Regions from separate parts of the Homo sapiens genome. Here regions 2 and 3 are each linked to region 1. A link is a contact called in ENCODE Hi-C or POLR2A ChIA-PET data. All regions are on one chromosome and are shown on one strand. Each heading gives the region's core, a stretch centred on a gene start or an enhancer-like site at or near the end of the contact. The rest is flanking DNA. Distances are from core to core; before and after follow the strand shown. Region 1 overlaps PRDM1 (PR/SET domain 1). Region 2 has its middle 31 kb from the start of LINC02836. Region 3 has its middle 180 kb from the start of LINC02836.

Evidence for each region. Hi-C counts contacts between places; a loop is a spot of excess contacts on that map. ChIA-PET counts read pairs that join two places held with the same protein, here RNA polymerase II (POLR2A). Pooled maps may share reads with other maps.
Region 2: a pooled map shows a loop between it and region 1 (5-fold over the local background). The contact joins two enhancer-like sites. A Hi-C loop is called at or near these places in 1 of 168 maps with a recorded cell type or tissue (PC-9) and 7 of 50 pooled maps. POLR2A ChIA-PET finds 5 or more read pairs at or near these places in 1 of 52 experiments (activated CD4-positive, alpha-beta memory T cell).
Region 3: a loop to region 1 is called in a pooled map, with 4 times the contacts of the local background. The contact joins two enhancer-like sites. A Hi-C loop is called at or near these places in 1 of 168 maps with a recorded cell type or tissue (naive thymus-derived CD4-positive, alpha-beta T cell) and 10 of 50 pooled maps. POLR2A ChIA-PET finds 5 or more read pairs at or near these places in 6 of 52 experiments (GM12878, MCF 10A, activated CD4-positive, alpha-beta memory T cell and 2 more).

What each region holds. Positions count from the first base shown.
Region 1 is chr6:106,101,265-106,105,690 of GRCh38, forward strand. It overlaps PRDM1 (PR/SET domain 1), which reads left to right. Exons shown (of 7, transcript NM_001198.4): 5 at 3,561-4,426. Among named protein-coding and RNA genes, the nearest start is that of PRDM1, 17 kb to the left of the region's middle. RefSeq lists enhancers at 3,510-4,224, 4,225-4,426. Within about 2 kb of position 2,612, at least 8 of the 41 ENCODE cell types and tissues checked have a DNase peak (open chromatin) inside an H3K27ac peak, as active enhancers do.
Region 2 is chr6:105,599,570-105,603,995 of GRCh38, forward strand. No RefSeq gene overlaps it. Among named protein-coding and RNA genes, the nearest start is that of LINC02836, 31 kb to the right of the region's middle. RefSeq lists enhancers at 1,254-2,453, 1,825-2,404. Within about 2 kb of position 2,087, at least 23 of the 41 ENCODE cell types and tissues checked have a DNase peak (open chromatin) inside an H3K27ac peak, as active enhancers do.
Region 3 is chr6:105,808,908-105,813,333 of GRCh38, forward strand. No RefSeq gene overlaps it. Among named protein-coding and RNA genes, the nearest start is that of LINC02836, 180 kb to the left of the region's middle. Within about 2 kb of position 1,789, at least 9 of the 41 ENCODE cell types and tissues checked have a DNase peak (open chromatin) inside an H3K27ac peak, as active enhancers do.

The sequences.
Region 1 (4,426 bases), core at 1,362-3,861:
TACCCCAGTGACTTTGCACCAACCACCAAGAAACTTTTTTGCATGCTTCCCGCACCCTGTGCCAATCAAGGGAAGGGTTTAAAGGCCTGGCGTTTTTATTCCTCAAAGAAAGGTTTTGCACAGTATTTTAAGGTTCAAGTGCTTCTACTTTGTGTTCAGAAGCAACTGTCATATATACTGTGAAATGACACCTTTTATTTATCCCTTTTTATTTATGCAGTATGTCCCCTTTTATTTTGGCAGAATTTTTTCTAAATGGTGGTTTAACATTTTCAAGCACATTTCATTGTCCAATATTCATAGTAAAGAATGAGAGTTAACAATAACCAGTCACATTAAAACAAGATTCCTGCTGCCAGTTGTGAAACCGGTTGTCTTAGGCGTGGCAGCTGATGATTGAGACTGTGATCAGGAAAATTTCCACTATTTCATCAGGCCTAATAGGTAGATTGTGTCTCCAAATGAACTGTGTTGGGTTTCCATGCTTAAAGCACAATAGAGGTGGTGCAAGAATCTCCATGAGGGCTTAAATGGCAGTGATGGTTCAGGCGGTAGAGTTTGGAGAAGAAGGGATTTGAAACAAACCAAAGGAAAGAAAAGTAAGTAGCCAGAAATCACAAAATGGCATTTTTCTAAAAACAAAGGAAAAGGAATAAAAGAACTAATAAGTTTGAAACCCCTACCCCTCCCAAATTTGGCAGGGGGGGAGGTATTTTTTTTCTATCTATCTAACTAACCCATCTAGAAAACAGTTGACCAAATTATAGACTTCTAAATGTTAATCTGCTTTCTCAGTTTCAGTTGAAAAGAGACTTTGTTTTGCCTACTGCAGAACTTCTAGGTTCTTTCTTATAGTCTTGGGGTTCTTATTATAGATCGAAAATGTGAGTCGGCATAATTAAGCCATTCGGAGTCTTCAGAAGCAGTTCACTCTTGAAATGACTCCGTCCGCCTACAGCCATTTAAGATTTCAGAACAAAAACAGATCTTGATTTTCTTTTTCATGTTAACTCAAGCTGTTGCTGAGTGGGAGAGTCAGAAATGACACCAGCTCCACTGATTACTCAGCTGCTGAAGGATGATTTTTTAAAATGCACCTTTACTGTATATGGACTTCCTAATTTCCACCTGTAGAGCATCTTAGGGAGGCTAACATGTCACTCTGGATGTTCTTTTAGAATAAGATGCAAATCTATTTTTCTGAAGGCATTAGAGATAGCAAACATTTATTGTGAGTTTACTATATACTAGGCACTGTGCTAAGTGTTTTGCATAGAAAGTTTAAAATTCTGGCTTTTTTGTTGGCCCAATCATAAGTTTCATATCAGTTCAACATTCAAATTATATTAAGGTACTTAAGAAGAATCCCTGGCTAAATGTGAGGGGCAGTGCCACAGATGGACTGAAACTTTATGCTTATTGCACATTTATGCTATTATTATTTGTTGAATTATAGAACCAAGGGAGTGTGGAAGCCACTGGAAAAAATATGAGACTTAGATACATAATTTGAGTAAAAATGGCTCAAAGTCATGAGGGTAAAGTTTTTTGTATTTCCATTTTATTCGAGCGGCATCGTTTTTAAAAATCATTATGAATTTGACCCTATATAGATGTTTCCAAATAATTCTTTTTCACCTTCATAAAATTCCTTCCTGTGGCTGTGAGATGCCTTGCCTATCAGTTTTCAAGCTTAGTTGTCTTTCTCATCCTTTACCATTTTAGCTTTAAAAAACAAAAGTGACAATTAGAACTTCCTGCCTGCTGGGCCTCACTGAAAGACCGATATTGGCCTGATAAGGAGATATTTATTTTGTTTTAGTGGCTTCAGAAATCCCTCTCCCTCAGCAAGCTTTCCATCACGGCCCCCCCGTCAGCATCTTCCCTGATAGCGTTCTTCTCTGTGTTTATTCTGGGGCTTCAGGCTCGCCCAGGAGGAACTGATAACCGCTGGCAGGAGATAACATTCTCTAAGGGGCTCTCAAATTGGAATCGAATCCCTCAAGCCAGTCAGCCTAGAGAATACATTTAAAGGGTTCAGTTCTGGAGTTTCACAGAGTTCATTTCTAGACCTATCAGATAGCAAGTGTGGAGTTCTTTCTCAACTAAATTCAAGCAGAGACATTTTTTAGACGATGAAGGATATTTGCACAAAGGCTTCAGCATGATCCCCCAAACCTGCTGCCTCTGAAGGCATCTCCACACATTGACAGCCAATGCCTTCAGTGCGTTCCTAGGGCAGGTGTCCTGGCTTGAGTGACTGTCCTCCAATAATCAGAGCTCAAACTAAACATCGTATGTTTTACTTTTGGTTTCCAGGCAAGGCTGAGCAGGGAATTTTCAGTTTTCCCTGCCCAGATGGGTGTTTTTTCCTGAAGGCATCATTTATTGTGTAGCGAGGAGACAGGGCTGGCTGTGGCAGGGATAGTCTAGAACTGTCCTCATTGCTGCTGTTCCTAAATAGTATCTTTACCAAGTAATAACGTGCCGTCTTTGGGAATAAGTGCTTTCCTCTTAGCCTGTTCTGTTTTCTTGGGTGCGCTAAGTAATTGAACTGGCTCAGGAAGTACCTATTGTGGTTTGGCAGAGGTGACTGTCACGCCTTGTGACTCCAGGGGCCAGCACTGCTGGGATCCTGGCTAGACCAGACAGAGCCTTGGTGAAGTGCTTAGGCTGTCTGCACATCGCGAGGAAGGTGGTATTCACTTCGCTAAGCTCCTTGGCATAGGCAGTTTGAACAGGGCTTTATCAAATTCGTATTCAACAAGAGTAGAAGCGAAAATTGATGACTGTGTATTACTTGAAATGAGTCTTAATCTTTCACATTTAGTTCTCAGGGTATGCTGATTTCCTTTAGGTAAACCATGAACATCAGAAAGACTTTTATTAACCTATGACAGGGTCCCCACCCCAGTATTTTTCCACTCCATTAAAATGGAAGTTTTTTTTTTTTTTTTCTTTTTTGAGACAGAGTTTTGCTCTTGTTGCCCAGTCTGGAGTGCAATGGCACAATCTCGGCTCACCACAACCTCCACCTCCCAGATTCAAGCGATTCTTCTGCCTCAGCCTCCCAAGTAGCTGGGATTACAGGTGTGCGCCACCACGCCCAGCTAATTTTGTATTTTTAGTAGAGATGGGGTTTCTCCATGTTGGTCAGGCTGGTCTCGAACTTCCGACCTCAGGTGATCCGCCCACCTCGGCCTCCCAAAGTGCTGGGATTACAGGCAAGAGCCACTGCATCCAGCTTAGGCTATCTTACTCCAGCCTAAACAGCAATTTTCTATCATAAGGTCTGTACTAATGAAAACAGAATCACCCAAGGCTGCTGTTTGTTCTGTCTGTGCTGCCATTGTCCGCATTTTGCTGAGGAGGAAACGGAACTGCACTTTTGAGTGAGTGGCCCAGAGCCTTCTAGAATGAGAGTGCGTTGGAAGCCAGATATGTGGCGATTGTGTCGCCAGCTGTTACTCAGGTTTTCTCAAGAAGGAGGAGCAACTTTGGCAGTTTTGCTTCAGTTCTCTCTAGCCCTCTGTGTAATCGCCCCTTTTTCTTTATTTCAGCACAAACACAGAGCAGTCTAAAGCAACCGAGCACTGAGAAAAATGAACTCTGCCCAAAGAATGTCCCAAAGAGAGAGTACAGCGTGAAAGAAATCCTAAAATTGGACTCCAACCCCTCCAAAGGAAAGGACCTCTACCGTTCTAACATTTCACCCCTCACATCAGAAAAGGACCTCGATGACTTTAGAAGACGTGGGAGCCCCGAAATGCCCTTCTACCCTCGGGTCGTTTACCCCATCCGGGCCCCTCTGCCAGAAGACTTTTTGAAAGCTTCCCTGGCCTACGGGATCGAGAGACCCACGTACATCACTCGCTCCCCCATTCCATCCTCCACCACTCCAAGCCCCTCTGCAAGAAGCAGCCCCGACCAAAGCCTCAAGAGCTCCAGCCCTCACAGCAGCCCTGGGAATACGGTGTCCCCTGTGGGCCCCGGCTCTCAAGAGCACCGGGACTCCTACGCTTACTTGAACGCGTCCTACGGCACGGAAGGTTTGGGCTCCTACCCTGGCTACGCACCCCTGCCCCACCTCCCGCCAGCTTTCATCCCCTCGTACAACGCTCACTACCCCAAGTTCCTCTTGCCCCCCTACGGCATGAATTGTAATGGCCTGAGCGCTGTGAGCAGCATGAATGGCATCAACAACTTTGGCCTCTTCCCGAGGCTGTGCCCTGTCTACAGCAATCTCCTCGGTGGGGGCAGCCTGCCCCACCCCATGCTCAACCCCACTTCTCTCCCGAGCTCGCTGCCCTCAGATGGAGCCCGGAGGTTGCTCCAGCCGGAGCATCCCAGGGAGGTGCTTGTCCCGGCGCCCCACAGTGCCTTCTCCTTTACCGGGGCCGCCGCCAGCATGAAGGACAAGGCCTGT
Region 2 (4,426 bases), core at 837-3,336, 500 kb before region 1:
TAAGAGGCTTTGAGTCATTATTTCTTAAAATGTATTTATTTATTTACTAGCTCCCAGTGAAAGGGAAAGGGGAAAGGGCCTCGGGCAAGGGGAGCAACTGTAGCTGTTATTTGTGTAAAGCAGAAATACAATTGGCTGTTTTTTCTTGTCTATTCAAGTTCCCCAGATCAGCTATTAGAAAGGGAGAGAGCTGACTTAGTACATTTAGACACGTAAAGGAAAACTGAGGTAATGTGAGACCTCAGGGGCTTTTCGTTGTTGTTGAAAGATAAATACTATTTTACACTCAAGTCCTGTAATACATGTGGCATAGGAACTGATGAATGACTCATTTGTTGTTGGAAAGTGAACAAACTTGCCTAATGATATAGTTTTCTTTTCACTGTGTGTGTGTGTGTGTGTGTGTGTGTGTGTGTGTGTGTGTGTTGCATATGTGTGTCTGTTCTTTCTGGGCAATGCCTCCCTTTGACTCATCTCATATTTTGAATTATGGCATTTTTTAAAAATTGGCAAATTCATTTCATTCACTGGTTGCTTCTAATTTTAAATATGTGTCTAAAGCAACAGAACTACAAATGAAACCCCAGTCTTTGATTGTTAGGGACTTTGGGGTAGAGAAGGCAAATCAGAACAATGCCAAAGGGATATTTCTGAAAATCCATACTTCAGAGTAGATTGATTTTTCAAAGAATCATGTGCCAAAAAAAAATTAAGGGATATTGATAAAATTGCTATGCTTTATCTCTTTGGTTATAAAAATTAAATACACAGACACACGCTATAAAATTATATCAAATTTATTGTGATGATTCTTTGTATGATTCCTTTGTACTGATAGAACTATTTATTTTTCTTCTATTTGGGCTCCACCTTTTTTCCTGTTTGTGTAATTCACGTCAATGCTTTGCTCGAGATTAAGTCAGAGATGAATTATGGGTTCTGGAATGTGAAATCCTCTGTTTCAGTACATACGTATTCAACCGGGGACAGCACCTTCTTGACTGGTAGATGGGAAAGAGCAACCCAGTCACTAAGCACTGGGCTACTTTTTGTGGGTGTTCTTATGCTTGTATGCATTCCTTTTCATCAGTCTTCTCTCAGAATAACTTGGATTTCCAGGTCTCCCAAAGCGTTTTGGAATTCCATTCTGTGTTCTCCTTTGTCATGTGTATTCCAATCCCTATCTGTGCTTCTTTCTACCTTTTTGAGGTGCTATCTATCGACTCCTCATCAGGTGAAGCAATGTGAGATGACAAACTGTGAAAAGCTTTAAGAACACCCTCTTAAATTGTAGCTCTTGAGTCCCAGAGTTCAGAAGGAGTGGGAAAACCATTCTATAAATAAAAATATCTGGAGATACTCAGGAGAAGACTGGCTGTTCTAAAAGCGAATGCTAGTTAACATGGCCAGACAGTTTTTTTGCATCTTTACTTGGAAAAGAGAATCTATGACACCCTCTAAAATATCAAGCAGTCTTAAGTGGATAATGTTGCTCTAGTTGGTTTCACTGTCAAAGCCATTTAAAACTTCAGCAACTTATGAGATAACGTATCCTAAGGGTCTGATTTCTGAACATGAATTTAAGGGTCCCTCTGATGCCTGTGCTCTAAATACTTCATTAATAACATAAATGATGTCCTCAGTACAATTAAAACAATACTTTAGCTATTGATATTTGTCCCTTTAGGGATTCTTGATTTTATGTGCATGCTTATTATTTGCCCTCATATAAGCACTCACATGATATTGTCAGTAACTGAGAGTTGGATAACCGGCTTGTTTTTCAGGGTACCAATTACTCTTCCCGGCTTACATCTTGTGTGGGCTTTTGGCAGACATCAGCTTCTAGCACCTAGAAGGCACTTCCTTCTCCAGAGTAACTTTATGGAAACAAGGACTTTGTTGCAACTGGCTGAGGTTGAAATGAACACCTCCTCTCTCTGCTTTACAAAATAAGTGGAGACTAACTAACTGGCCTAGGCAAGTTTTCTGTATTCTTGGATTGATTAGTCCTTGCATTCTCTTTGCCTCTTCTCAGACTGTCTCTAAATTTAGCAATGCGATATGGTACAAACAGTCTTTCACATATGCTGTGTCACCAAGGGGATTTCAGGATTGTTTCATTGGTCTGCCTTGGCAAAGCTGACGCAATCTCCCATTGGTCTGTGCTCAGGAATCTGGGTGGGAAGTGAAAGTACAGACAAGCCTGCCAAGGCGAACTCCATCATGCAAGAGCTTGCTGCTGTGTGTGGGACTGAGACCCAGATTCGGGCCAATTCAAAATGAAAACCTTCAAATGAGTGCTCTGAGAGTAAAATGAAACTGAATCTGCTTGCTACATGTCGATGAGGTTCAAAAGATGGCAACAGTTTTGGGGTGCAAGGTCAAGCTGAAGAGTTAAAAACAGAAAGGAACCTTCTTTCCTCAGCCTAAATAAATATCCTTTCCTAGAGGTATCACTGGGAAGGTGGCACAGAGGAAGGTCAAGTGATCCCCTCTCTGGGGTCCACATGCCCGCTGCTGGGCCACACCTCACCCAGGCCCTTCCCTTGTGAACACCTCACAGAGGGACTGGCTCCAAACTGACCCTGAAGAATTATGTGAAATCCTTCTCGTTTAGAGCTTTAAAGGGTGTAAGAGAATCATGAGGATTTGGAAAAACTAGGACTGGGTCCATGTTTATGCTTGCAGCCTTTTACCAACAAATACATATGTACATATATGTACATATATATATATATATTTTCTCTTTAATGTTTCATAAGATATTTTTATCACCTAAATGAAGATAAATTAGCTGAGCTTGTTTGGCATAGAACATATCGCAATATTTTTTATTTTTAAAAATTTGTTTTTTTCTGATTATCAATTCATACTCATTGAAAAAATAGTCAAATGTTACAGAAATGTGTAATAGAAAACAAGAGGGTTTCCCTTTCATCACAACCCCAGGAATAACTTTCATTAGCAATTTGCTTTATATCCTCAGTTTTCTCCCCACAGATGCTCGCTCTATCTATCTATCTATCTATCTATCTATCTATCTATCTATCTATCTATCTAACTATCTATGTATCTATTTTTTATGAGAATAGAATCTCCTTGATATACTAATAAATTGCTTTTTTATTCTACTCAACTACTTTTCCATGTTTGTTTATAAAGATATCATGTTTAGTTTTTAAAACTAGACTTTAAAAATTATATAGGTTTACACAGAATAAAGAACACAGAGAACTCTTTATTAAAAATAAAAGTGCTTTCCTTCTGTCCTCCACCCCACAGTAACACTGTGGTCTTTGGAATCTTGCAAAAACATACACAAGGGTACGCATATGTACTTGTTTACTTCTGTGTATTTTTTTTTTTTTTACATAAATGGAATTGCACTATATAGTTCTGTAGCTCAGTTTTTAAAATTTGGTATTAAAATGTTCTTTCAGTTAGGGCCAAAGGGCATTTAACTTCAAGGTAAGACCCATTCCAGGACGGCAGAGATCATGTCTGTCTTGCGTATCCCTGTGTGAATTTTGCCTGACATGTTGCAAACACTCCGTATGGAAGTCTTGAGGGTCTTCTGCCCCAGTCAGAAAACCTCTGGGAGAACAGTTATCCCCAGACCTCAGACGCTCGACGGATACATGAGAAGCTTTCTTTGATGGATTCGATGTCAGGATCTCCATGTGAACTTCCACTTAGAGGTGTCATGCTATGGTGAGTCCCATTCCTAAGCATGGTAAAAATTTGGTGCCCCAAAGTCTATAGGGGAGTGCACGTACATGGCTGGGGAGGGAATAAAGAGGCCAAAGAGGTCAGCAGCCCTTGGTGCTGCTGAAATTCTCCCTAAACCAGCAATCAATAAAATACATCTTATCTTCTTTGGATTAGAAAATTCAACTTTGATAGCAGAACAAGTATTCTTAGTAATTAGTAAGATTATTAATAAAGAATCTTAGATTCTTAGGGGATTCTTTTAGTGAACTACAAAACTAGTTGTGTGCATGCATGTGTAAGCTGAAATATATCAGTAACAGTATTAAATAATGTGTGTATTTGAGTTCTAATATATCAAATTACAATTTATTTAAGATATGCATCCTATAATACTCTTCCTCACCAAACAGTTTCTAATGTGATAGTTGGTTTTTAATTCTCTAGTGCTAGAAAAAGAAAGTGATTCATGTCACTGAATTTGAGCATCATTTCAGGGCATTAAAAAACCCAAATAACATTTCAGAAGACTTTTGATCATAATTTTGGGGTTAATAGAAATTAAAATCAATATATGGTAGCTTTGAGTAAGAGACAAAACCTATCTACTGGAGAGACTTCAAAGGTCAACGGATCCCAGAAAGGCTCTAACTTATTAGAGACATTTATCATGCATTGCCTTTGGGACATTAAAATGTCACCCTCAGGATTTATG
Region 3 (4,426 bases), core at 539-3,038, 290 kb before region 1:
TCTAGTGTCAGAGCCTTGGTGTGCCTATATGTTTCCCTTAAAAGGTTGTGGAATTCAGAAGGAGAGAGCCCAGGTCTTACTTATCTTTGGAGTCAGCCAGAGTCACAAATGCTTTGCAGGCCCAGAGCAACGACCAAGAAAAGGTACTAAATTGCACTGACCCCCAGGCCAACTCTGTTTACTTTGAGAAAGGTGGGTTGTGTATAAGTTAAAGCACGTAGGTGTTGTTTCTACAATGTAGAACCATTTAGATCATGTTCCTATCATTTTGGATACTTTCACCCTTCTAACTTGTGCATGCACCCACACATGCATACGCACACACACACACACACACACACACACACACACACACCCTTTCCTTCCTCTCCCACACTCTCCCTGTCTTACAAAATGTGCATAAGCACTGCAAAATCACTCTGCTTTCACTGATTAATCACAGCCTAGCTAACTTCACACCATTAAGAATGAAAGTACAGCTGGAAATGGTGTGGTGGAAAGGCTAAGACCAGCAGAAGGAGCAGATAATTCTACTTCTATTGGGCCACTAGCCGGCTGTGTGACCCTTGCCTTTTGGCCCTCACTTTTCTCCTGCTGTAGATGGACTCTGAGTTTCCTTCAATGATATTGCACAAAGGTGCATGTCTCCATAATTCCTCAGAAGGAGGAGCTTCCATTGCTTGTCTCCCAGTTTGTACCAGGACACTGTCAAAGCCAGAGCAAGATCTGATTTTCTGTTTGCTTAGAGTGCAAGTTGGTTTATTAAATAAAAGTGTGGTGGGACTGCTTCCTGTCTGTTTTGGCAACAAGACACTTGGAAATAAGAACACAATAAATGGAGTTTCAGCACTCAATACTCACTCTCCCTTTCCAAATTGAGACTACTTTGATAATTTGTGAGAGAAAGGAGACCCCTCAAACAAGGGCAAGAGATTGCACAATAGAAACCCAGCAGGTAAAGAGTTGTATAACTAATTCAGCAGTTCTTTGTATAGCTGAAATACCATAATTTCCCAAATTACTTTCTTTCACATTGCCGTACATGAGAGCAGTTGAGGTCTTGGCTTTCTCTTAACCCCAAACAGGTTACATCTTCACAAGTCTAAGGAGATTTTCACCTTGAAAATGTCTGATCCACCATGGGGTTGTAGCTATCCCCTGTATGTGAGACTATTTGCCTTTCCTCCAAAAGCCAAGACCAAAGATGTCACTGTGGGCAGGCAAGACACATTTACTAAAGTTTATTTTTTCTATTGCAAAGTAAAAACCAGGATGTGGAGGCTGATGGAGTGTGGACCAAATAAAAAATCAGTGGAATTGGTTTCCTTCCCGAAAGCATAAGTTTACAGGTGTGCTTGGAAGTTGTAACAAGATACCTGGTGGGAATTCCAATGCACTTCCTCTTTTGGAAGAGTAAAGGAGAGAATTAATTCTGGCTCCTAAGATCAGGACTGAGACTCTTATCAGAACATGACTTTTTGTGAGTGCTCTCTAATTCCAGTCTGAACACTGCCAAACACCAGATGTTCAGAGTGGTAAACCGTTGGAGTTCTCTGCAAAATCTGTTCATCTAATTGCACTTGGGTGGTGGTTGTCGCTGCTGCTCTCCTGCTCCCACCCCAATACCATGTGGTTTTTTTTTTTAAGGTTAAAGTTCAGCCCTAGCTAAAGCTGCATTCAGAGAGTGGGAGTCAATGTCTGGCCACAGAGCAGAAGGAGGTGGGGAGGGTGACTTTCTCTGTAGTTCTGTGTCCTAGATTTTCTGAAATGATTACATTCTGAGGACTCAGAGGCAGCTCACACTTTCAAGTCTGAATGCTGACTCATGTCCTCCCCTTCAGGGCAACGGAAAGGAAGGGTGGAGTTGGAGGATCTGGGGCTGTAGGGTAGGAGCAGGCAGGGGGGTGGTGGGGAGCAGAAAGAGGGAGTGAGGACACTTGCAAGTCTCTGCTGAACAAAATCCTTCCAACTTTCTTCAAGAGTCAAGAAACCTGACAGTGGAGCCTATGCAACTGCCCAGATGGCACATTTTTTTTTTTTTTTTGGTCTTTTTAGCCTTCTCCTTTCTTTGTTTTCCTTTGAGACCTTCAGGACCTACATAGTTAGTAAAGAGGAGGGGGAATGTCAAGTGAAATGAGTCAAATAAATGGAGGAAAACAATAACAAAAAATCCCCCTATAACTTAGGGTGATTTAGAAGGGAATCTTTGCTGAGCCTTAAAGGTGCCATTTCCTCTAGTGACTTTGATGGGTTCACAAAAGTTTGGGTCATTCACTCAGCTGGCCATTCACAGGGGCTTTGAGTAGCTTAATCTTTTAGCTAGTCAGCAGTTTGATAGTGTCATTTATCTGGCCATTGACAGGAGCTCACACACTCTGTCTAGTCTCAAGCGCTGTCCAAGTTCCTCTATCAGAAAAGTCACCTGTGATGGGACCAGAAACCAATATACCTCCAGTGACCCAGGACAGGTTTAAACCCAGCTTTTTTTTAATTTTTTTTTATTTTTTGTTTGTTTGTTTGTTTGTTTTTGAGATGGGGTATAACTCTGTCACCCAGGCTGGAGTGCAGCGGCGTGATCTCAGCTCACTGCAACCTCCGCCCTCCAGGTTCAAGTGATTCTCATGTTTCAGCCCCCAAAGTAGCTAGGATTACAAGCATGTGCCAACATGACTGGCTAATTTTGTATTTTTAGTAAAGATGGGGTTTTGCCATTTGGCCAGACTGGTCTCAAACTCCTGGCCTCAAGCAATCCGCCTGTCTTGGCCTCCCAAAGTGTTGGGATTACAGGCGTGAGCCACCGTGCCTGGCCAAAATCCAGCATTTTATGTTACACTTCTGGTATACACAGATATGTCTTCCACAGAATTGCTGGCTAACAATCTTTTAGTGGTTTTCTTGAATCAGATAATCACTTTGTGACCACTGATTCATGTGTTCAATAAAAATTCCATGCCTACCAAGTGTCAGGCCCCTTGATAGGAGCTGAGGATATATGAAGCTCTTTTCTACTGGGGAGTCTGAAAATAAGCGCCGACGTTCACATGCATCCACACACAAATGCATACACTTAAATCACACATTACGGTGGGTGTTGTGCAGGAGATGAACAGGCTGCAGTGACAGAACTGAAGGATGAGGTAGAGTCTGCTATGTAAAGAAAAAAATGATCAACTCCATTGACTAAAGTGCTGAGATGGGGTCTCTCATCTTTACACACCCTGTGCCCAGCCCAGTGGGCACGCAGTGGACATTAATTGTGGGGCCCTAAGCTTCACCCCCATCACTACAGATGCTCTCAGGGTTGACATTTGGTCAGAGGGCACTGGCTGTCCCAGTTGTTCAGCTACTACTGCTTGGTGACTCTGAAATACCCCACCTCACCCACTCCCAAGACCTCCTCTCACTCCATCCCCAAGACCTACCCTACAACTTAGCAACTAAAGGGGAAAGTGGTCTCCAGCAGGTCTGGAGCTGTCCTGTCCTGCCTATTAAATATTTCAGGAATGATATCCATTCTTAGAGTTGGGAGAGGGTTGTGCGTGCATGCGTGCATGTTCAAGAGGGAGAGAGAGAGAACGTACATGCCCAGCTGGCTTAGAAACAGCCTGCTGCCTTAGAGAAATTGCTAGGATTTTGACAGTACTGTCCCCTTTACAGTTCCATGACCACCATCAAATAGTCTCTGTAATACCTCCTCCTGCCAAGTTCTGGAACAGAATGGTAGAGAAATTAAACAGACATCGTGTATGCCCTTTAATATTAACATATACACCCTGGAATACTATGTAGCCATAAAAAGGAATTAGATCATGTCCTTTGTAGGGACACGGATGGAGCTGGAAGCCATTATCATTAGTAAATTAATGCAGGAACAGAAAACCAAATACCACATGTTCTCACTTATAGGTGGGAGCTGAACAATGAGAACACATGGACACAGGGAGAGGAACAACACACATGGGGTGTGGGGTTGAGGGAGGGTGAGCTTCAGGAAAAATAGCTAATGCATGTTGGGCTTAATACCTAGGCGATGGGTTGATGGGTGCAGCAAACCACCATGGCGCACATTGACCTATGTAACAAACCTGCACATCCTGCACATGGACCCCCAAAATAAAAATATAAATAAAAATTTTTAAAAAATGTTACAGAACTAAAATGAATAACATAGCCCATGTGCGAAAAGTGGCGTTGGGTATGAGGAGCCAAGACATTTGTATTATGTTAGCAAGCTTATTTTGGGCAAGGACAGTCAGATCAAAGTTAATGGGTTCTTCCTCAGAACCCTACTTGGCATCCTGGTATCTGCTTGTGATAAGTCAACCATACAGTCAAACTCTTCAACTGTAGGTACAGGGAGAAGCAGGAATAGAAAAAGACCTATTAAATTATCCTTTTCCTATAGAAACATAAAACACATGTGTCC